Linked DNA regions of Homo sapiens: regions 2 and 3 are each linked to region 1. Evidence: chromatin loops called from intact Hi-C (ENCODE). Cell type or tissue: PC-9. All regions are shown on one strand. Links, peaks and the distances in the headings refer to the core of each region. The heading gives the core; the rest is flanking DNA.

Region 1 (8,130 bases), core at 1,721-6,720:
CTGCTTCAGCCTCCCGAGTAGCTGGGATTACAGGCACCCACTACCACGCCCAGCTAATTTTTGTATTTTTAGTAGAGACAGGGTTTTACCATGTTGGCCAGGCTGGTCTCGAACTCCTGACCTCAAGTGATCTGCCCATCTTGGCCTCCCAAAGTGCTGGGATTACAGAGGTGAGCCACTGTGCCCAGCCCTGGTGTTTGATTTTTTAGAGACCCATCTATGAAGGCATTTGCAGCTGTGCAATGGTTTGAACTTGGAACTTTTGGCCACCACATTTAGTGGCACCTCAATGGTGACTGATGCAGATTTTAAAATTTAGGGTCCCTGAGGAAGATGATGGGAAACAAAGCTTTACACCTGGGTGCCCCAGCTGTGGCACGCTAATATGGATGAGTAGGTCTTGCAGTGCGGATAATGATTTTTACAAACTCATCATGGAAAGCGACATAATTCTTAAGAGTGGGAAGAGACCTTGAGCAGGGGGAGGTAAGCAGACCTTTTTAAAATGTGCCAGGTGATGCCAGGTGCCTTGCAGGCAGCAGGAGCAGCAATGTCAGCCACCCTTTATAGAGGTCCTGTACCAGGCACTAATGTGGCATTCTTTTCTCTTTTTTTTTTGAAACAGAGTCTCTGTTGCCCAGGCTGGAGTGCAGTGGCGGGATCTCAGCTCACTGCAACCTCCACCTCCCCAGTTCAAGTGATTCTTCTACTTCAGCCTCCCGAGTAGCTAGAATTACAGACACATGCCACCACGCCCAGCAAATTTTTGTATTTTTAATAGAGACAGGGTTTCCTCATGTTGGCCAGTCTGGTCTCAAACTCTTGGCCTCAAGTGATCCACCTGCCTTGATCTCCCAAAGTGCTGGGATTACAGGTGAGGCGTGGCATTCTTTTATTTCACTTATGAAAATACTAAGGTCTGAGTAAGGAAACCTCCTGCCCTGCTTGAGGTTACATAATTCATGGAGTTGGGAATTAAACCCAGGTCTTTACGATGTTGCGACCCAGGTTCTTCCCACCGTGACTCATGCTGTGCCCGGTGCCCTGGATGCAGCCCTGCCTGAAGGCCACTCCACAAACAGGCCCTGCTGGGGGACAGCATCCGAGATCCAGGTCTCTGGGAAGTAGAACTGGGCAAGAAAGTGCAAGAGGCTGACAAAAGGGCCAGCTCCTCCGTCCTGCCTGGCACCCGGCCCAATCCGGTGCTGCGGCCGAGGGAGGGGCTTTGTGGGGTCACACCTGGGGACAGATGGGACCAGAGTCAGGGTCTCTGAGCCGTGCATATCATCCACTGTCCCTGACTTTTCACTAGAGGCATCTACAAACGTCATGGAGCAGCAGTCTAGGAACAGAGGCCCCGTGCCAGTACTGCCATGAGCCCTTGGAGAATTCTGGGCTTCCAAACGCTCTTGTCTGATGATGGCCTTGGGAGGCTACCTCAAGATGCCACAGCCGGCTGGGCGTGGTGGCTCACGCCTGTAATCCCAGCCCTTCTGGAGGCTGAAGTGGGCCGATCACCTGAGGTCAGACCAGCTTGGCCAACTGGCGAAACCCTGTCTCTACTAAAAATACAAAAATTCACTGGGCGTGGTGGCACACACCTGTAGTCCCAGCTACTCAGGAGGCCGAGGCAGAAGAATCGCTTAAATCTGGGAGGTGGAGGTTGCAGTGAGCCGAGATCATGCCACGGCACTCCAGCCTGGGTGACAGAGCAGGACTCCGTCTCAAACAAAACAAAACAAACAAACAAACAAACAAAAAACACGAAAAAGATGCCACAGCCACTGGCAGAACATGAAGGCATAGAAAGAACAGGGACAAAGCTCCCCAGATTAAACCCCAAAGGGCAATGAAAGCAGTGTAATAAATCAGGCTCCTGAACAGCAGGGAAATAAGTGGTAAGTCTTAGGGCTCACCTACGTGATGGAATGTTATGCAGTATGCACTGTGTTTCTGAAGAATATTTAATGATAAGCAAGAAATATTTACAACATGTCAGGTAAAAAAAAAAACAAAAACAAAAAACAAACCCTAGAAATCAAAATCATGTTATCAGTCTATGCCACTGGTAAAAAACAGACGAGTTTGGGCGAAGCAGCTCATGCCTATAATCCCACTCAGCACTTTGGGAGGCCAAGGTGGGAGGATTGTTTGAGCCCAGGAGTTCAAAACCAGCCTGGGCAACACGGCAAGACCCTGTCTCTACAAAAAATACAAAACTGGCCTGGTGTGGGGTGCACACCTGCAGTCCTAGCTACTCGGGAGGCTGAGGTGGGAGGATCGCTCAAGCCCAGGAGTTGGAGGCTGCAGTGAGCTATGATAGTGCAACTGCCCTGCAGGCTGGGTGACAGGGTGAGACCCTATCTCGTAAAAAGAAAAAAAAGAAAAAAGAAAGCACTATATAGATCAGGGGTCCCCAGTCCCTTGGCCACATCTGTGGCCTGCTAGGAACTGGGCCGCACAGCAGGAGATGCGCTGCAGGAGGGAAGCTTCGTCTGTATTTACAGCTGCTCCCCATTGCTCTCATGACTGCTTGAGCTCTGCCTCCCGTCAGATGAGCAGCAGCATTAGATTCTCATAGGAGTGCAAACCCTACTGTGAACTGCGCATGCGAGGGATCTAGGCTGCACACTCCTTATGAGAATCTAATGCCTGATGATCTGTCACTGTCTCCCATCACCCCCAGATGGGACTGTGTAGTTGCAGAAAAACAAGCTCAGGGCTCCCACTGATTCTACATGATGGTGAGTTGTAGAATTATTTCATTATATATTACAATGTCATAATAATAAAGTGCACAATAAATAGAACGTGCTTGAATCATCCTGAACCGCGCCCCCCACTGCACTGGTCCATGGAAAAATTATCTTTCACAAAACTGGTCCCTGTTGCCAACAAGGTTGGGGACAGCTGTGTTAGATGATTTTGCCTAACTGTAGACTAATTAACGTGGGTGTTCTGAGCACGCTTAAAATAGGCGAGGCTAAGCTATGACATTTAGGTTAGGTGTGCTAAACACATTTTAGACTTAAGGTATTTACAAGTTACGATGGGTTTAGGGGACATAATGCCATTGTAAGGAACAATCTGTATAGAAAAAAAGACTATGGAAATAGGCCAAAATGTTAACAATGATCATCTTTGCTGTGGGATTATGAGTGATGATCTGCTTCCTTTAAAAAAAATCTTTGAGAATTTTCTAAACTTTGTATAGTAAACATGTATGGCTTTTGTACTTAAAAATAATGTCACGGGCCGGGCGTGGTACCTCACACTTCTAATCTCAGCACTTTGGGAGGCCGAGGCGGGTGGATCACTTGAGACCAGGAGTTCAAGACCAGCCTGGCCAACATGATAAAACCCCGTCTCTACAAAAAATACACACACACACACACACACACACACACACACACAGCCGGAAATGGTGGTGCACACTTGTAGTCCCAGGTACTCGGGAGGCTGAGGCTGGAGAATCGCTTGAACCCAAGAGGCAGAGGTTGCAGTGAGCTGAGATCGCACCACTGTACTCCAGCCTGGGCAACAGAGTGAGACTCTATCTCAAAAATAAAATAAAATAAAACATAAAAAAGGGAAAATAATGTCATGTAAAAGGAAACAGCCTATAATTCCAGCTACTTGGGTGGCTGAGGTGGGAAGATTGCTTGAACCCAGGAGGCGGAGGTTGTAGTGAGCCAAGATCATATCACCGCACTCCAGCCTGGGTGATAGAGTGAGACCTTGTCTCAAAAAAATAAATAAAATAAAATAAAATAAAATAAAAACAGCAGGACTGGCTGAGACTGCATGACAAAATTTTTTAAAAAATTATTTATGTATATTCATAAACATGTTTATATACATGGACACATGTACAGTGCCTTTTTTTTTTTTTTTTTGAGATGGAGTTTTGCTCTTGTCACCCAGGCTGGAGTGGAGTGGTGCGATCTCGGGAGTATTCCACAGGAAGGACGGTTCTCCTTTCTGCCAGCCTTCCCGCGTCTCTTCACAAGGTCCCTGGGTGGAACCGGGCAGCGTGAGGCAAGTCACTTTCTCCTCTGCCACTTCTGAAGCAAATAAGACGTGCTATGTCACTGAGATTTGCATGGCCAAGGCCCTCCCAGCGGCGGCCAGGGACTCCCCGTGGTGAGTCAGAACCTCATAGCTTTAAGGAATTTTACTGGGGGCAGAAGGTGGCGTGAATGTTCCAGGCTGGGCCTCCGTCCTAACTCTTCACTGTTGAAGCACTTGAAGGCTGGGTGGCGCCTGCTTTCTGCTTAGGAGCCAACAGCATCCTGAGTTTACCTTTCCAGAGCGCAAACGTCCTCATTGGGCAGGCTGCAGGCTGAACGCTACAGAGGCCGTTCAGCTCTGCGGTAACCCTGACCCACTCATCATCATGGGGAAGGCTCAAGAGTTCCTGGAGAGCCACGACGTGCTAAGCCTGTGGTGTACAGAGTGTGGGATAAAGCCGGTCTTTTGAGGTAGTTTTCAGTCAACACTTAAAAAATGGGGCCAGACGCGGTGGCTCATGCCTGTAAATCCAGCACTTTAGAAGGCTGAGGTGGGCAGATCACCTGAGGTCAGGAGATCGAGACCAGCCTGGCCAACATGGCGAAACCCTGTCTCTGTTAAAAATACAAAAATTAGCTGGGCGTGGTGCCCTGTGCCTGTACTCCCAGATACTTGGGAGGCTGAGACATAAAAATTGCTTGAACCCAGGAGGCGGAGGTTGCAGTGAGCCGAGATCATGCCACTGCACTCCAGCCTGGGCAACAGAGGGGAGACTCTGTCTCAAAAAAAAAAAAAAAATTTCTACTAACCAATTTTACAATATACCGGCATTAACTATAGTCACTGTCTAATACATCTCTCAAACTTATTCCTCCTGTCTACCTATAAATATGTATCATTTAACCAACCTCTCCTCACCCCCTGGTAACCACCATTCTTCTTAACTTTTATGTGATCAACGTTTTACATGAGTGAGATCTTGTGGTATTCGTCTTTCTGTGCCTGGTTCATTTCACTTAATGTAACATCCCCCAGATGAATCCACGTTGTTGTTGCAAATGGCAGGATTTCCTTTTGTAAGGCTCCATCATATTCCACTGTGGATCTACACATTTTCTTCATCCATTCATCTGAAGCTGGGCACATAGGTCACTTCCTCACCTAGGCTGCTGTGTGAACAGCGCTGTGATAAACGTGTGAGTGCAGGTATGCCTGCAACACAGCCATTTCCTTTCTTTGGATAAATACCCAGCAGTGACATTGCTGGATTGCAGCCTGCATTCGGCACTGCTGTGCAGGCTGCAGAAATGCCCGTTATCCACCCTGACCCCCACAATTTTGGGATGCAGGAAGGGGTGTGTCATGACACCCCCGTTTCACAGATCACCATATGTGCTACAATCTATACACTGTATTCACTCAACAGTCCGTTACCCATTTCCTTCACATATACACTGCAAGATCCCTAGGCTTACCTTAACAGTGAATCAGAAAAACTTTAAGGATCTCTTAAATAGGTAAAATCTGTAGGAATGCACGCCAAACCCAGGTGACAGTCTGTGAATAATGATTTTCTCTACCCTCTCAAAGGATGCTGGATGAATATGATTGCTTTATTGGCCAGGCGCGGTGGCTCATGCCTGTAATCCCATACTTTGGGAGGCCGAGATGAGTGGATCACTTGAGCTCAGGAGTTCAAGACCCGCCTAGGTAACATGGTGAAACCCCCATCTCTACTAAAAATACAAAAATTAGCCAGGTGTGGTGGTACACACCTGTGATACCAGCTACTTGGGTGGCTGAGGTGGGAAAATCGTTTGAAACCGGGAGGTAGAAGTTGTAGTGAGCCAAGATCGCATCACTGTACTCTAGCCTGGGTGACAGAGTGAGACCCTGTCTCAAAATCAATAAATAAAAAAAAGCAGTAGGACTGGTTGAGAGACTGTATGATAATTTTTTTTTTTTTTTTTTTGAGACGGAGTCTCACTCTGCCACCCAGGCTGGAGTGCAGTGGCACAATCTCGGCTCACTGCAAGCTCTGCCTCCCGGGTTCACGCCATTCTCCTGCCTCAGCCTCCCGAGTAGCTGGGACTATAGGCACCCGCCACCACGCCTGGCTCATTTTTTATATTTTTAGTAGAGATGGGGTTTCACTGTGTTAGCCAGGATGGTCTCAATCTCCTGACCTCATGATTCGCCCGCCTCGGCCTCCCAAAGTGCTGGGATTACAGGCATGAGCCACTGCGCCCGGCCGATAAAAATTTTTTAAAAACTGATTGCATGTTTATATTCACAAACATGTTTATATACATGGCCACATGCACAGTGCCTCTCTTTTTTTTTTATTTTTGAGACAGAGTCTAACTCTATTGCCCAGGCTGGAGTGTAGTGGCGCGATCTCAGCTCACTGCAACCTCTGCCTCCTAAGTTCAAGCAATTATCCTACCTTAGCCTCCCGTGTAGCTGGGATTACAGGCATGCGCCACCACACCCAGCTAATTTTTGTATTTTTAGTAGAGACGGGGTTTCACCATGTTGGCTGGTCTGGTCTTGAACTTCTGACCTCAGGTGATCCACCCATCTCGGCCTCCCAGAGTTCTGGGATTACAGGTATGAGCCACCGTGCCCGGCTGCCTCTCTATTTATGTGTACGTGTTTTTGAGTACAGAGTGTGTGAGCCTGTGTGTGTGCATGTGACGTCTGTAAGCCCCCTCCCACCCTGTCCTTACTCTATCGTTCCAGCACCTGACACCACACCTACCACAGTAAAGCAGCCCTTCCCTAAACATCAATGAAGGAGAGGAGTAAAGTTTGGCAATTCTCACTGATGCTTTGCAATAGACATGTCTATTACATGTCAATTACATTTCCTAGCCATGTCTGGGGGCCACAGAACTGGCAAAGAATCGTCAGCGCTCAGAGGAATTTCTACCTGGACTTGGAACTATGAAGCCACCCCCTTGTTTTTGTCTAGCCCCCAACCTGGGGAGACACCAGGTCATGGTTGTACTATTCAGAGGGGGCCAAGACAGCTGGTGTTACTACAAAAGACAAGGAAAATCCTTCAGGGCTCACCCAGGCATCAATTTTTAGGTGTGGAGCAAAATACTTGTACAGAGATGAAAAATCCCAAGAATTCTACAAAATCCACAAGCCCCTTTTGGAGATAAGACACAGGAAGAAAAAAAAAAAAGGCCATCGGTTTTTCCCTGCAAGTCTGATTTAGTGCTCTCTAAGGTTTAAAGGACAGGAGGTTCTTTATTCAAGTCCATACTCTGAAAACCATAAAAGTGGCTGCTTCTCTATTTTTAGGGAAATTAATCCAACCAGGGTAATTACAGCAACTCGTACTGGAAACTGATGACTCATCAAAAAGACAGGAAATAGAAAATTTTACATTCTTAAAGGTACAGCAGACAGACTCTGTTTTCAGGATGCTTAAGTTGTCCCTTTCAAATTCAATCAGGGGATGCAATATTTGTCTAAATATGATGGTCAAGACAGCTGGGTGATTCTCAGGTTTACTCAACCGGGCTCTACCTGGCCCCAGTTCTGTGAGTCTTTCATGAGGAATTATTGTTCAAAAAGGGAAAAATCAATCTGCTATGGTAAATACAACGGGGGCTTGTGAGGCTGGGAAAGGCTGAACCCCCCAGGAACGCCTGCCTTCACCTGACTAGCCCTCACCTTTGCTGCTTGATTACAAAGCTGGCACCAGAAAGGGGCTTTGAAGACCGCCGTGGTCTCAAGCAAAAAGCACTGGAATTTGAGCCTAAAGGACCAGGTCCAGGGCCTGAATCTGCGTGTTCCTGGGACTGCTTCCTCATCCATGCAATGAGCACAATAAAAGCTGCCCCAGTGACTTCAGGAAAGGGCAAACAAGATAACACTCAGGAAATCATTGTGAAATAGTCCAGAACAGTATGTAAACAAAGTATCCATCCCAGCTGCTCACACCTGTCATCCCAGCACTTCAGGAGGCCAAGGCGGGCAGATCACTTGAGTCTGGGAGTTCGAGACCAGCCTGGCCAACATGGTGAAACCTCGTCTCTACTAAAAATACAAAAATTAGCTGGGTGTGGTGGCAGATGCCTGCAATTCCAGTTACTTGGGAGACTG
Region 2 (8,130 bases), core at 970-5,969, 440 kb after region 1:
CTGGTCTCAGGTGATCCAGCCATCTCTGCCTCCCAAAGTGCTGGGATTACAGGCGTGAGCCACTGTGCCCAGTCACCTTTGGTTTTTTGACCATGCTTGGAGTCTGTTTTCTGGAGAAGAGGAAGCACATTGGCCCGATTTCTATCTTGAAATGACAGGGCTTGGGGACACTGAAGGATGCTGCATAGAAATTTGACCAATGTTTTTTGCCCTTTTGTCATGCCAGTCAGGGTGCAGATGGCCACAGTTGGGAGGGAGGGGAAGTCCCCTTCCTATGTGTGAGCCTACAGCATGCGCGGCTGTCTATGCCCTGAACTCCTTCAGCTTCTCGGCTTCTCAGCAGCCCCCTGGGTGTAGGGGCAGGGCTGAGCCTCTGGGAGGTTATAAACCCTCCTCGATCAAGGTCCCTCCATTTGTAAGTGATACAGGTGGGATTCGAATCCAGGCTAGACCGACCCCAAGGCTGTGCACCTGCCGAAAGGCACGAGCTCAGACCCACACCAAGGGGACGGTGGGGCCTGGGTGTGCCTCAGGGTGGGCACCGCTGGCGCCCGCTGCCTAGAAGCCTGGCTGTTGCTCCCCGGGGCTGTGAGAGCTGGCCTTCAAGGTCATGGTGGACAGTTATTCTGTGCTTGAATTTTGGGTTCAGCGTTTAGGCAGACGTCTGGCCACTCTGAGAACCGTCCCCAGGTGTCATCATTCCTGGGGCCACATGGAGCCCTGACCTGTGCCCCACTTGGGATTGCATTTGTCTCCATTGTCTGGCCTGGGAGGCGGGCACAGGGCTCTGGCAGGCTCTGACGACCTGCAGCTGTGCGGTAGGGCTTGGGTGGTGGGACTCCAGCTTCTCCTCCAGCTTTCTCTCTTTCTCAGCTTCCTCTCCTGCCAGGTGGTTTAGCAACAGGATCAGGTGAGCTTGAAACCAGCCTGGCGGCTGCGGGTGTCTCTGCCCTCTGTGCTCCAGCCAGTCATCGGTCCCACCTAGACACCTAGACCCAGTTCCTGCTTTTCTCTGTCCTTTATTTATTTATTTATTTGTTTGTTTATTTATTTATTTATTTATTTATTTTTGAGACTGAGTCTCGCTCTGTCGCCCAGGCTGGAGTGCAGTGGCGCGATCTCGGCTCAGTGCAACTCCGCCTCCCAGGTTCATGCCATTCTCCTGCCTCAGCCTCCGGAGTAGCTGGGACTACAGGCTCCCGCCAACACGCCCGGCTAATTTTTTGTATTTTTAGTAGAGACGGGGTTTCACTGTGTTAGCCAAGATGGTCTCGATCTCCTGACCTTGTGATCCCCCCGCCTATTTATTTATTTTTGAGACAGGGTCTCTCTCTGTTGCCAGGCTGGACTGCAGTGGTGTGATCACAGCTCACTGCAGCCTCCAATTCCTGGGCTCAAGGGATCCTCTCGCCTCAGCCTCTCAAGTAGCTGGGACCACAGGCACGCACCACCATGTTTAGCTAATTTTTTAATTTTAATTTTTATAGCGATGGGGTTCTACCTATGTTTCCCAGGCTGGTCTTGAACTCCTTGGGCTCAAGTGATCCTCCCACCTCGGCCTTCCAAAGTGCTGGGATTACAGGCATGAGCCACCATGCCCGGATGTCCAGCCTTCTTGCTCTTTAAAATATTTTTTTTTTTTGAGACAGAGTCTTTCTCTGTCACCCAGGCTGGAGTGCTGTGGCTTGAGCATAGCTCACTGCAGCCTCAAACTCCTGGGCTCAAGCGATCCTCCTGCCTCAGCCTCCAGAGTAGCTGGGCTATACTATAGATGCTCACCACCATGCTTAGCTAATTTAATTTTTTTTTTTTTGAGACAAGGGTCTTTCTGTGTTCTCCAGGCTGGTCTCAGACTCCTAGCCTCAAGTGATCCTCCCACCTCAGCCTCCCAAAGTGCTGCAAGAATGAGCCACCTTGCCCAATCCCAGTTCTTTACAAAGTGATTTCCTGCCCATCCTTGGCTTGAGTCCTTCATTGGTCAGCATTTAAAAATTGAGACTGATATTAGTGTCAAAAGACAGGTAGGGAAACTGAGGCATGGGGAGGAAAATGATGTACCTGAGGATGCACAGAAATTGCTGGGCGAGTTGGGCCAAAACGTGGAGCCCTGGATAGTGCCCTTTCGCTGGATTCCTGGATGAGGAGTCTGGGGACATCTCTTGTCTTTATCGAGTGACCTCCTCTGAATGGTTTTGTATTTTATTTTATTTTTTGAGACGGAGTCTCACTCTGTCGCCCAGGCTGGAGTGCAGTGACACTATCTTGGCTCTCTGCAACCTCCACCTCCCAGGTTCAAGTGATTCTCCTGCCTCAGCCTCTCGAGTAGCTGGGATTACAGGTGTGCACCACCACACCTGGCTAATTTTTGTATTTTTAGTAGAGGCGTGGTTTCACCATGTTGGCCAGGCTGATCTTGAGCTCCTGACCTCAAGTGATCTGTCTGCCTCGGCCTCCCAAAGTCCTGGGATTGCAGGTGTGAGCCACCGCGCCTGGCCTCTGAATGGTTTTAGATTTCACCATGTGTGAGCATAGGGATGATGGTGATATATAAATATACGTAACATATTTTAAAGACAACATAGAAGTTTGTTTCTCTTGCATATAATAGTCTGATGACAAACAATCCAGGGCTTCCACGGCAGCTCCACAATCTCAAGGAACCATTTTCCGTTTTCCTTGTATCTTGCTGGGTTTTCTTGTCTTGCTCAGTAGGTGACTTCTATCTTTGGGTCCAATATGGCTGCTTCAGCTCCCGCCATCGCTTCTGTAACCCACCCAGTGGCAAGGGGGAAAGAGGAAAAGTGTGTGCCTTTCCTTTTCCCCCACCCCCTAGTTTAAAAAAATCAGATGGACTGGATGCGGTGGCTGATGCCTGTAATGCCAGCACTTTGGGAGGCCAAGGCAGGTGGATCACCTGAGGTCAGGAGTTCGAGATCAGCCTGGCCAACATGGCGAAGCCCCATCTCTACTAAAAATGCAAAAAATTAGCTGGGCATGGTGGTGCACGCCTGTAATCCCAGCTACTCAGGAGGCCGAGGCAGGAGAATCGCTTGAACCCAGGAGGTGGAGGTTACAGTGAGCGGAGATCACACCATTGCACTCCAGCCTGGGCAACAAGAGCTAAACTCCATCTCAGGAAAAAAAAAAAAAAATTCAGATGATGCAGCCTGGGCAGCATGGTGAGACTCCATCTCTACTAAAAATACAAAAAAATTAGCCAGGCATGGAGGTACTTACCTGTAGTCCCAGCTGCTCAGCAGGCTGAGGCGGGAGGATTGCTTGAGCCAGGGAGGTCAAGGCTGCAGTGAGCTATGATCGTGCCACTGCACTCCAGCCTGAGTGACAGAGGAACACCTTGTCTCAAACCAAACCAAACAAAACAAACCCAAAAAACAACCATCAGATGAAGATATTTTAGAGAAGAGATTAAGGCTCAGAGAGGTTAAGTGCTTTGTGCAATGTCACACAGCATGTGAATGACAAGGCTGGGCCTCTTGGGTCTGCTGACCCTAGGACTTAGCTTGAGCTATGTGTGCTGTTTTCAGGAGAAGCTATGGCCGTATACAGGGCACAGGGATGGGGAGGGGGGCTGTACCCAGTGTTCCCCCCACCCCCGAGCAGACAGAGAAATCCATCTGGGGCCTCCACTCCTGGGAGCCGGGCCAGGAATTTTCCCCACAGCCTAGGAGAGGTCACATTAGTAATCTGCCTGTCCTTCCCTTCTCTTCCCAGGAGCTTTAAGATGCTGGGAAAATAGGAATGACTTAGTAATGAGTTACTTTAATTGGATTTTCCCCCAGTATTGGTATGCAGAGGTTATCGTTGAATGATTTACTGAGTAGCCCATGCCAGAGTTCAGCTGTGGTGCAGGCGTGTGTGTATGTGTGTGTGCATGTGCGTGCCTGGTGTGAGTGCACAGACACGCACTTCTGTACAGATATATGTCTGTGTGCATGCGTGTGTATCCTGCACTTTCAGAAGGGCCTCAAACAGCTCTTTATCCAGTGGGCACTTCTGCCTCCACCCCTCTGTCCCCGCCTCCCGCAGGAGGGAAGCCAGGAGGGGGACGGCTGGCAACGGGGCACAGCGAGGAGCTGTGTCTGGGATGGTGTGTGTTGTCACTGGCAGCCAGTCATATGAGTCACCGGCCAAATTAACTCAAGTTTCCTTTGGGGAAAAATGTAATCAGTTATTGCATTCTGGTTCATTTTAGCAAATTAACTCGTTCAGTTTTTTATTTTTATTTCTTTTTAATTTTGGGGGTGGCAGTGGTGGCTACAGCTGGGGAGGGGGTTGGTGGAGGCCTGAGTGAGTGGAGGCAGCTGTGTGTGCATGTGTGTGTGAGTGTGTGCGTGTGTTCACGTGTGTCTGCGCACGTGTGTGCACACATGTGTCCGTGTGTGCGTGTATGCATGTGTGTGTTTGTGTGTGCATGTGTGTCCACGTGTGTGTGCGTGCGTGTGTGTGTGCATGTGCGTGTGTCTGCACGTGTGAGTGTGTAAAGGCCCTAAGGGTACTCGAGGACCGGCTTCCAGAGAAGGTGGGTCAGGGCCGAGCCTAGGACAGGGGCTGCTGTCCTGGGGCCCGACATGACCTCATGTCCTGCTCAGACCTGCAGGTGGAAACACCCCTTTGAAGAAGGACTTTGCTGCCCACAAAGCATATTCCCTCGACACTCTTGTGCCCACTAACCAGGAGGGCATGGTAGCTGGGCTGTGCCCAAGTGAGGGGGGCTCCTGGGGCCTGAGTGGGCCTCGTGGGACATATTGCCTCCTCGCCACAAGGCGCCGGTCTGGAAGATTCCACCAGGCCTGTCTGTGTGTGAATGATCCCACTGTTGTGGTTCCCAAGGCACCGATGGGCTCAGTCCTCCAGCCTGGGGTTTTTATGTTTGCTCTTGCATTTCATTCTTACTTCTAGCCCTAAGGTAGGTACCGCAAACCCTGTTTTACCCCCTGAGCATGGGAATCTCACCCAAGTTCACACAGTGACCCCGGGCCCTGCTCCCTTCGCCTCTCAGTAGGGCCCTGTATCTTCCCCGCCTCAAATGGTTGGGGGTACAAAAGGCATTTTATTTTATTTTATTTTTGAGAAGGGGTTTGGCTCTCTTTGCCCAGGCCGGAGTTCAATGGCATGATCTCGGCTCACTGCAACCTCTGCCTCCTGGGTTCAAGCAATTCTCCTGCCTCAGCCTCCTGAGTAGCTGGGATTATAGGTGTGCACCACCACGCCCAGCTAAATGTTTTTGTATTTTTAGTAGAGATGGGGTTTCGTCATGTTGGCCAGGCTGGTCTCGAACTCCTGGCCTCAGGTGATCTGCCCACCTTGGCCTCCCAAAGTGTTGGGATTACAGGCATGAGCCATTGCTCCCGGCCAGCATTTGATCTTAAAGAGTTGGCTAGGTGCCAGGGCTCATGTCTGTAACCCCAATGCTATGGGAGGCCGAGGTGGGAGGATCAGTTGAGGCTGGGAGTTCAAGACCAGCCTGGGCAACATTGTGAGACCCCATCCCTAGAGAAAATTTAAAAAATTAGCCATATGTGGTGGCACATGCCTGTAGCGTAGTCTCAGCTACTCGGGAGGCTGAGGCGGGAGGATCGTTTGAGCCCAGGAATTTGAGGCTGCAGTGAGCTATGATAGCGCCACTGCATTCCAGCCTGGGCAGCAATCAAGACCCCTGCCTCTGTGAAAAATAAAAAGAGCTAGGTGTGGTGGCACACACCTGTAGTCCCAGTTACTCGGGAGGCTGAGGCAGGAGGATTGCTTGAGCCCAGGAGTTGGAAGCTGCAGTGAGCTATCATGGTCCACTGCACTCCAGCCTGGATGACAGGTTGAGACCCTGTCTCTTAAAAAATGATCATAATAAAATAAAATAAAGAGCCATACCAAGCCAATGAGCCTGAGGGTGGCCAGTGGTTCCGATCCTGGGGGCTTCCCTTGGGTGGTGGTGAGGGACTGTGGCCTTGTGGGCCTCCCCGCCGACCAGGCGATGTCTGCTTCTGGTTGGGGTCTTGGTGCACTTTTTCTCTCCTGGAAGGTCCCCTCCTCTCTCTGTATCAGGCCCCATCCAGGCCCTTAGCAGCCTAACTTCTGCCTTCCCTGAGAGCCTTCGAGACCTTCCCTAGCTCATGCGCCCTCCCCGCAACTTCTCCCACCTTTCCATGCCCCACTCCGCCGTGCCCTGGTCCTGCTGACCGTGGCTGCTAGATTGGGATCCACTGTGGGGAAGGAGAAGAGCCCCAGCCTGCATGTAGGGTGGTATGGGCCACCCCACTGGAGTCATGAGTCTGAGCAGGGGGTCTGTGGGATGGGGGCCGGGGCAGGTGGTGCTGTGTTCATTTTGAACACGACAGTGCCAGGAAGACCCCACCAGCGCCCTGTCCTTCCTTGGTTTGTCCCCAGATACCACACAGCCCCCAGACAGCTGGGCTGGGCCTTGATCCCAGAAGTGTCTTCTGAGTCTCCTGAGCCCTTCGGCCCAGCGCCCAGCGGCTTTCATTTCTGCTGGTGATTCACTGACCTCAGTGCTGCCACGGTATTGCCTTGGGACAGTCTCTCTCCAGCTGGGACCTGGGATTCCCACGCCTTAGGTGGGAACAATAGTAGGGAATAGTTTAAATAAATTAAAGTTCATTCATACTGTCCTACAGGGATATATACATATGTATGTGTATAGATATTTATGCATATGTAACCGTCCATCCACACACATGGACGCCAATGGTAATTGGAGTACCTCTGGGTCATGGAGTTACCAGTGATTTCTATTTTGTTTCTTTTTCTCTCTCTCTTTTCTTGGAGACAGGGTCCCACTCTGTCGCCCAAGCTGAAGTGCAGTGGTACAAACTCAGCTCACTGCAGCCTCAAACTCCTGGCCTCAAGCAATCCTCCCACCTTAGCCTCCCAAGTAGCTAGGACCACAGGCACTTACCACCACACCCGGCTAATTATTAAAATTGTTTTTGTGGAGAAGGGGTCTTGCTATGTTGCCCAGGCTGGTCTCAAACTCCTGAGCTCAAGTGATCCTCCCATCTCAGCCTCCCCAGTAGCTGGGACTACAGGCGTGCTCTGCCACGCCTGGTTCATTTTTCTATATTTTGTAGAGATGGCTGGAGACGGAGGTCTTGCTGTGTTGTCCAGGCTGGTCTCAAACTCACGGGCTCAAGCGAGCCTCCCATCTCAGCCTCCCCAGCAGCTTGGACTACAGGTGCACTCCGCCATGCCTGACTCATGTTTCTATATTTTGTAGAGATGGTTGGAGCGGGGAGGTCTTGCTGTGGTGCCCAGGCTGGTCTTGAACTCCTGGGCTCAAGCAATCCTCCTGTCTTGGTCTCCCAAAGTGCTAGGATGACAGGCATGAGTCACCGTCCCCGGCTGAGACCATTTCCTCTTGTGCTTCCACATCACGGGGCTGGCAGCTTTGGTGATGATGAGATGGTGCCTCGTAGAAGATTGTGATGCTGTTGACATTGGACACCCATACTTTGGAGCGGACTTCACCTGTGTCTGCTGTGGTGGCGTCCTCCATGAGGTGGGCAGTGTGGCCAACCCTTGAGGGTCCTAGTAGCTCAGGGGGCTGCAGTGCCTTACAACAGGAGAGGGAGAGCCTCAGGGGCCCACTGCAGCCAAGCTGGAGTTTCCAGGGCATCTGTGAGTCCTCCCTGGGTTCCTGGCATAACCTGGGAGGATCTGGGAGGGAACACAGGGACCTCCTCCTGCAGAACTGCGGGCTTTCAGGGGCACAAGCCCGGCCTGAGGATTGGATGGGGGAGGAAGATACATCTGCACACATGCGCACGCACACCATGGCAGGGTGGGGCTGAAACCGCCCAAGGGGTTCACCTTGCCCTCTCTAGATAGAGCCGATTCATCAAGACAGGTAATTGCAATAGAGAAAGAGTAATTCACGCAGAGCCGGCTGTGCCGGAGACCGGAGTTTTATTATTACTCAAATTAGTCTCCCTGAGCATTTGGGGAGCAGAGTTTTTAAGGACAACTTGGTGGGTGAGGGGAAGCCAGTGAGCCAGGAGTGCTGATTGGTCAGGGATAAAATCAAAGGGAGTGGAAGCTGTCTTCTTGTACATGTTTATACTCTGTTTTAATTACATGCAAATGAAGAGGTGGAGTATT
Region 3 (8,130 bases), core at 970-5,969, 180 kb after region 1:
GCTCCAAGACTGGTTTTGGTTCTTCTACTCTGTCTGTCCACACATCACACTAGAGAATGCCATCACCTCCTCAGTCCCTGACTGCTGGTTTCCTCTGGGGCCTTCCATCCTCCACCCTTCCAAATCCACAATTCTACCTTGACCTCTCTCCAGGTGCCGCCCTCCTGACCACAGAACCACTCATTGGAAGTGCATAGAACTCATTCTTTAAATAAGCAAATGCCTTGTCTTGACTCCTAAACCAAGCCCTGTGCCTCTGGTGTCCCCGGCCTTGGCTGACACAGCTAGAACTCTTCCTGCCACTCAGACCCATAGGTGGAGGGAAGGGAAGGTGATACAGGCTCATCAGAACCACGTTCCTGAGCACAGGAGGTTTGGGACAGCAGACACGTCTGGCTCCCTGAACCTAGCGGACTAGAACCCCCAACTCCTCCCTCTTGGCCTGCAGCCCTGCATGCAGAATCCTGTAGATCTTGTCCCTACTCCTCTTGCCATCCAGGTCTTCCCCACAGTCCCCACAGCCCTGACCAGGACCTGCATTGGGCTCTCAGGATGTCCCACTGGGTACTCAACTCTCGTTCAGAACATCAGCTCCACGAGGCCAGGACTATGACCTGCCTCCCCGGCACCTGGGACCGTGCCCAGCATAATGAGAACACTCGATACACAAGGCATTTCCATGAGTCCTTGTGCAACTGTAAATAACAATAAATTAACTCCCAGGTATAAATTACAAAATGCAACAGCGAGGAAATGTACTCGCAATTTAAATAAAAGTATTAGTGACTTTTAATTTATTTTATTTTCCTGGCAAGAAACTCTACATTCTGTGGAGTGGTTTCGGTGGTGGTGTGCTTTGTGTCTAAATGACAGTGGAGGTGTCGAAAGCAAGTGTATCCTGTAGCTGAAGGTGCAGAGCCGGAGCCTGCCTGGGTGGAAGCCGCTGCACACAGGCCCTCATGGCTCTGCCCTGAGGTCGCTCTGCCCTGTCTGCAAAAGACCTCATCCACCCCTGACTCCCAGCACGCACCTAGCACCTGCCCCGCAGGCTTGGTAACCAGTGGGTGACTGTGTGTGGAAGGAGTCCCAGAGTGGGCTTGGGAGGTGGGGTGGCACCCTGGGGTGACAATTTCTGGGAAAGTGCAATGCTGTCTTATTTTCTCACTCTCGTGGCATTTGGTGTTAACTCTGGGTATTGGAAGAAGCAGCTTCATCCCCAGGCTAAATTGCAACACCTTGCTTCAGAAAAGAGGCCCTCTCATTTCATACCAAGTGGGGTCAACCCGGCAGCAGTGATGTGCAACACGGCCTGCACCAGTGTGGCGACAGATGCAACCTGGGTGTGCCCACCTGCTCCCTGGGTGGCCCGAGGTGACCGCTGCAGGTCTGCAGCATCCTCCAGGAGGAAAAGCACCAACCAAGAGGCACAGGGTTTAAAAACAGAAACAGAATCACCCATGAACATACACGCCACAGCAGATGACATGGACTGCCCGGAGGAAACGACCCAGGGTGTCTTAGCAGGAGCTCAGTAGAAAAATTCCGGCTCCTGGGTTTGATTTGAGAAATGCACCAAAGTGTGACCTTAGGCAGATCCCCACTTCCCTCATCTGTGAAGTGAGAGGGGCAGAAGGCTGGATTGCTGGTGTCAACTGGTGGCTCACTGGCCACAAACAGTCACGGAGGAGCATGCGTCTCCCGCGTGAGCCAGGATGGTAACACCCAGTGCTTCCCCCAGACCTTGGTAGGTTTATGTCTTACTGCTGAGACTGCCAGAGCACAACGCTGATGTTGAATGCTAGCCTATAAATGTATCAACGCCTTCCTGGGGAAAAGCAGGAGCTCTGTTTCCATGGCACTGGGGTAGATGAACAGCTGGCAGTGCAGGACACCCCTCCTGCCCCTTCCCACTCCATCCTGCAGGACTCTTGGACACAACTACCCCCTGCAACCCAGCCCACTGCGCCCCTTTCTGGAAGGAGCCATCGGGAGGGGCTGGGACAGTCTCCCTGGGTGGGGACAGGGCTCCCTATGGATCCATTACCTGCTCTCAAGGCCTGAGTCACTCACACCTGGGATGGCTGAGCCCAGTCAACTGAAGAAAAAAACAAGTTTTCTTTCCCGAGTCACAGCACTAATAGAGGCTTTGGCAAGAACCTGTGTGCGGCTCAAGTTGTCTTTTTTTTTTTTTTTTTTTAATTTTTAAATAGAGACGCGGTCTCGCTATGTTGCCCAGGCTGGTCTCAAACTCCTGGGCTCAAGGCGATCCTCCCACCTCGGCCTCTGTAAGTGCTGGGATTACAAGTGTCAGCCATGGCACTCGGCCTAATTCACTTATTTAACGATATTTATGGAATGGCTAAGTGGCAGGTAGTGTGCTGGGTATACAGCAGAGACCAATATTAGATCACGAGCCTCCACAAGCCAAAAGGTGCCAACGAGACTCATCAATGCCCCCATTTTTTTTTTTTTAAATTTTAAAGCCCAAAACTCATCCTATTAGGGGACACTGTTCCCAACCTACTTGTGGCCGCATGAGTCCTCTGACTCTCGGTATGTAAGCCGGGCCCCTCTGCATCCTGCATATGATATGTGATACTGAAAAGAGCCCATTTGAGAGCGAACACCAAGACTGCACCAAAGACGCTGAAAGTAGCACTGACGTCAGCCGCCGCCGCGCGGGAGAGCATCTGCCAGCTCGGGGTTTTAGATGAATTGGTCATTTTTCTTGAACTCAACAGAAGCACTGACCAGAGGCCGGGTGCAGTGGCTCACACCTGTAATCCCAGAACTTTGGGAGGCCACGGCGGGTGGATCACTTGAGCTCAGGAGTTCAAGACCAACCTGGCCAACATGGTGAAAACCCGTCTCTACTAAAAATACAAAAATTAGCCAGGCATGGTGGCGGGCACCTGTAATCCCAGCTACTCAGGAGGCTGAAGCAGGAGAATCTCTTGCACCAGGGAGGTGGAGGTTGCAGTGAGCCAAGATTGCACCACAGCACTCCAGCCTGGGTGACAGAGCGAGACTCCATCTCAAAAACAGAAAAAGAAAAAGTAAAAAAAAAAAAAAAAAAAAAAAAAGCACTGACCAGGATGGAGAGGAAAGTTAACATCCACTAGGTACCTGTGTGCATGGCGCTAAGCCACAACGAACATGGGTGTGGTCTCAGTTATTAATCACAGCTGTTCTAGGAAGGACAGATTCCCGTCCAAGCTGAATGGAGGTGCAGAGAAGGGAACTGATCTCCCAGCAGCCGATGGAACCAAGATCTGGGCCCAGGTCCGTGTGCAGCGAAGCCCATGCTGCTCCCACCACCCCAGGCACCAAGAGCTGGGGCAAAGGCTTGGAGCAGTCGGTGGAGGAGCTCAAGCTGCCCTCTGACCCAGAGTCTGGGAGGCCTGCGGTGGCTCACGCCTGTGATCCCAGTACTTTGGGAGGTCGACGCAGGGGGATCACTTGAGCCCAGGAGTGGTTTGAGACCAGCCTGGGGCAACACAGGGAAACCCTGTCTCTACAAATAATTTAAAGATTCACCGGGTGTGGTGGCAGGCATCTGTGGTCTCAGCTGCTAGGGAGGCTGAGGTGGGAGGATCGCTGAAGCCCAGGAGGTTGAAGCTGCAGTGAGCTGAGACCACACCACTGCACTCCAGCCTGGGCGACAGAGAAAGACCCTGTCTCAAAATCAACAAAATTTCTTTCTTAGCCAGGTTTTTTGGTCTGGAGTAGACACTGCCTAAAATGGAGATTGCTTGAAATAATACTGAATACAAGGTAAGATCGAAAAGACACACCTGCAGAAACTGGGCCTCTTGGAATGAGAATTCAAAAAAGACTTTTGTTCCATTTCACTTATTCTGTGAAAGCAAACCTATGACCCAATGTGTCTGCATTACAGACAGGCCGTTTCCCTGCTGGGAATTTTCCTGTCCTGGCTATGATACTCCACCCTGTTAGCTTTGGGAGTAGTCTTTTTCTCTCTTAGTCATGCTTTTCTGGATGCCCTCCAACCCTCGAGCTAAACCTGCAGTACCCTAAAAAGGTAGGTGAACAGTGCTTCTAGGATTTAAGCATCTTTCTCCACCTACTGGAACAGAAGCTGGGTACATTTCTACCCCAACTCATGCAAAAACAGGCCTGGGAAACAGTGTGTACTGGCATGTTTGATAACGTTGCAGTTTCACCTCCAGCTGAAAGGACTTAAAAACAGGGACAGAGAGAGGGGGAGGGAGAGAGAGAAACCTTTCCCTTGTGTCTGTGGTTTTAACAACTTGTTCTGAGCAGTTTCTGCTCTTTTCAGGTTTGCAATCAAGGCTGGAATTTAGCAATGCAAAATGCCCCTCATAACCCGTGCGTCCAAAGGCTTTCGTGGGGTAATTAAAAACACAGAAATTCTTCAAAGAATGTATCTGTTGACTAGTTAATATCATAAAGCCTTCGCTCCTGATCTGTGATCCCAGCCTGAAACGAGGCAGACGGAGTTCAGGAATGCCCCGACGTGAAAACTACCAGATGAGGGAAGAGAGGGATCCAGTCTCAGAATGGGGCTATCAAACTGCAGCTGCCAAACCACAATCTCAGCAAGAAAAGGAGATCCAGTAGCTTGAGGAAATTAATTACAAGAAATAGATTCCATTGGCATCATTCATTTTTCCAAGACTTTGCTTGCAGCACAAAACAAAGATGTGAGCCCTTTCTTCCATTTTCGTCTTTAAGATTCTCCAGGAACAGTTAGGAAAGCCAGGTATCCCTCAGAGACAATCCAGCTACCGCTAAGCAGACCCGCAAAGGAGGTCTCCCCATGCAGCGATGAAAGCCACTCCTGTGCAAGTTTTGGGGAAACTGCAGGTTGATCCTGGCAATTCACTAACTTTCCCTTCAAACTATGGCAAAAAGTAGGCCAGAGAGAGACTCCAGCATGGCTTCTGGGTCTCCCCCAACCCGCCCTCCTCCCAGTGAGTTCCCCAGGCAGCCTGTCAGGTCCGAGGCTCCATCAGGGCTCAGGTTGACGGGAACAGGCTGCCCGGCTGGCTGCGTCCATGGAAACAAGCTCAGATTGGCGACAACATGCCCCAGCTTTAAAAGAGCCACCTGCCTCAAGGAAGCCCGGCTCCCTGCCCTTTTCCTTCTGACTTTGCAAATTTACAGTATGCAAATAAACTGTGAGGAGCTCTTCACTACAAGAGAAATGCAGAGCCCAGGGAAGGGGCTGGCCTCGCTAATGGATTGCTGTGTGACTCTGAGCAAGTCACGGACCCTCTCTGGGCTTGAAGAACTGACAGGATGGTCTACTGATTGCCAAGACAGCTGTGCCAGCATTCCCACTGTGAGGCATCCTTGGGCTAGACAGGGGTCTGGAATCCCTCAGTGAACACGGGCACCACAGCATTTAATCAATCAGCCAAGCAACAGATGTGGACTGATCAATAACGTGCCCAACCAAGGATCTGGGAGGGTGGAAGTGCTGGTCTTACCTCCCCAGAGCTTACAATCTAATAAGAAAACACATTCCCTTGCAAGCTAAAGGACAAAGGAATTAAATGACAATATAAGAACTAGAACAATAAGAAAACACACACACACATATATATATATACACATATATATCAACATAAGAAAATACTAGAAGAGCGTCTTTAATTCAGAGATCGAAGGGAGGAGGACAGCTCTGGCCTCCAGGCAGAGCTGCACCCAGAAGGAATAACCCCTTATTCCTTCCATCTCACCTGTGCGCGCCCGCAGGCACCACAGCCTACCCTCCATCACAGGCACCCCCAGCGGGGGTCAGGGACTTCATGGAGCGTGTCTCTGGGTGAGCTTCTCTTGCCAACAACACTTACATCTTTTTTCCACTGGTGACACCAGATTGGAAACTGACCAGCTTTGCGAACATTAAAACCTCCTCTTTTTTTTTTTTTTCCTGAGACAGGGTCTCCCTCCGTCACCCAGGCTGGAGTGCAGTGGTGCAATCAGAGCTCACTTCATTCTCAACCTCCCGGGCTCAAGCAATCCTCCTGCCTCAGCCTCCTAAGTAGCTGGGACCACAGGCTTACACCACCATGCCCGGCTTTTTTTTTTTTTTTAGATGGAGTCTCGCTCTATTGCCCAGGCTGGAGTGCAGCGGTGCAATCTCGGCTCACTGCAACCTCCACCTCCCGGGTTCAAGCAATTCTCTGCCTCAGGCTCTCAAGTAGCTGGGATTACAGGTTCCCGCTACCATGCCTGGCTAATTTTTGTCTTTTTAGTAGAGATGGGGTTTCACCATGTCGGTCAGGCTGGTCTTGAACTCCTGACCTCCTGATCCACCCACCTTGGCCTCCCAAAGTGTGAGCTACCGCGCTCAGCCCCAATTTTTGTATTTTTTATAGACAGGGGTCTCACTATGTTGCCCCAGCTGGTCTCAAACTCCCAGGCTCAAGTGATCCTCCTGCCTCAGCCTCCCAAGCAGCTGGGACCACAGGCAACCACCACCAATAATTTTCGTATTTTTTTTATAGAGGTGGGGTTTCACTATGTTGCCCAGGCCAGTCTCAAACTCCTGGGCTCAAGCGATCCACCCGCCTCAGCCTCCCAAAGTACTGGGATTACAGGCATGAACCACTGCACCTGGCCCAAAACCTCCTTCTTTAAAAAAAGACTGCTCACATTCAGGATGTGAAACTGCAGAGTGGCTGTACAAGATCGTTCAGACGAGGGTTAGGTGTGGGGCTGTGCTTGGCTTTAAATGGCCCAGGGGACTGGATGTTGGACCTGTGACATAAGCACTGCCTGACCAGCCTTAAAAATCCCTCCATGCTGTGGTACATCCATACAATGGAATACTACTTGGCACTGACAGCGGCCACACTGTTGAACTGCAAATCCACTGCGCTAAGTGAAAGAAGCCAGACTCGAAGACTGCATATGGTATGATCCCTCTATGTAACACTCCAGAAAATACAAAATGATGCCAGCAAAAAACAGATAAGTGGTTACCATGGGCTGAGGGTGGGGGAAGGGACTGACTACATAGAGGCCTGGGAGAATAGGGGGGACAGTGGAACCATCATATATATATATATATATATATATATATATATATATATATATATATATATATATATGTATTTTTTTTTTTTTTGAGACAGAGTTTTGGTCTTGTTGCCCAGGCTGGACTGCAGTGGCACGATCTTGGCTCACTGCAACCTCCATCTCCCAGGTTCAAGCGATTCTCCTGCCTCAGCCTCCCAAGTAGCTGGGATTACAGACATACACCACCATGCCCAGCTAATTTTTGTGTTTTTAGTAGAGGCGAAGTATCACCATGTTGGCCAGGTTGGTCTCAAACTCCTGACCTCAAGTGATCTGCCCGCCTCAGCCTCCCAAAGTGCTGGGATTACCGGCATGAGCCATCACGCTCGGCTAATTTTTGTGTTTTGAGTAGAGACAGGGTTTTGCCATGTTGGCCAGGCTGGTCTCGAATTCCTGACCTCGGGTGATCTGCCAACCTCGGCCTCCCAAAGTGCTGGGATTACAGGTGTGAGCCACTGCACCCAGCCTGTCCTCTATCTTAATAGTGGTGGTGGCACATGACTATATGTGGTTGTCAAAATTCATCAAAGTGGACACCTGAAAAGGGTGAATCTTACTGAGTGTAAATCTGACTTTTTAAAAAAATCTCTTCCCCCAGTGAAGAACTGATTGACACCAATATCTCCAGGCCAGTAGATGAGGATGAAATGTAACCAAAAACAGGCTCCAAACATGGTGGATATCGGCCAGGCACAGTGGCTCATGCCTGTAACTACAGCACTTTGGGAGGCTGACACAGGAAGATCATTTGAGCCCCAGAGTTTGAGAGACCAACCTGGGCAACATAGCGAGACCCTGTCTCTGCAAAAAATTAGCTGGGTGTGGTGGCACACGCCTGTGGTCCCAGCTACCCAGCAGACTGAGATGGAAGGATCGCTTGAACCTGGGAGGTTGAGGCTGCAGTGAGCTGTGATCACGTCACTGCATTCCAGCCTGAGTGACAGAGTGAGACTGTCTCAAAAAAAAAAAAAAATACACACACCAAAAAACATGGATATCAACCTTTTGTACTGACTGATATCATTAAGGCCTCATAAGCAGCTAGATCCAAATATTTAC

What was found. Peaks named below come from ENCODE experiments on the same cell type or tissue, not always from the same donor. Only the 100,000 strongest peaks of a DNase experiment are listed, where the experiment ranks them.
Region 2: a loop joins it to region 1, with 12 times the contacts of the local background. A loop is called at or near these places in 7 of 110 quality-filtered maps.
Region 3: it touches region 1 in a loop (13-fold over the local background); 8 of 110 quality-filtered maps call a loop at or near these places.

The regions. Positions count from the first base shown.
Region 1 is chr7:102,121,462-102,129,591 of GRCh38, reverse strand. All of the region lies in intron 8 of CUX1 (cut like homeobox 1), which reads right to left. Among named protein-coding and RNA genes, the nearest start is that of SH2B2, 160 kb to the left of the region's middle. RefSeq lists an enhancer at 3,819-4,371 and a silencer at 5,852-6,078. In PC-9, for the core only: no CTCF peak of the experiment used is centred there; a DNase peak (open chromatin) is centred at 4,141.
Region 2 is chr7:101,677,249-101,685,378 of GRCh38, reverse strand. No RefSeq gene overlaps it. Among named protein-coding and RNA genes, the nearest start is that of MYL10, 52 kb to the right of the region's middle. RefSeq lists enhancers at 3,905-4,413, 4,414-4,929. In PC-9, for the core only: no CTCF peak of the experiment used is centred there; a DNase peak (open chromatin) is centred at 4,088.
Region 3 is chr7:101,938,032-101,946,161 of GRCh38, reverse strand. The region is part of intron 2 of CUX1 (cut like homeobox 1); the gene reads right to left. Among named protein-coding and RNA genes, the nearest start is that of CUX1, 120 kb to the right of the region's middle. RefSeq lists enhancers at 3,052-3,939, 4,828-5,715 and silencers at 3,959-4,253, 4,959-5,253. In PC-9, for the core only: no CTCF peak of the experiment used is centred there; DNase peaks (open chromatin) are centred at 3,171 and 3,971; H3K27ac peaks cover 1,867 bases.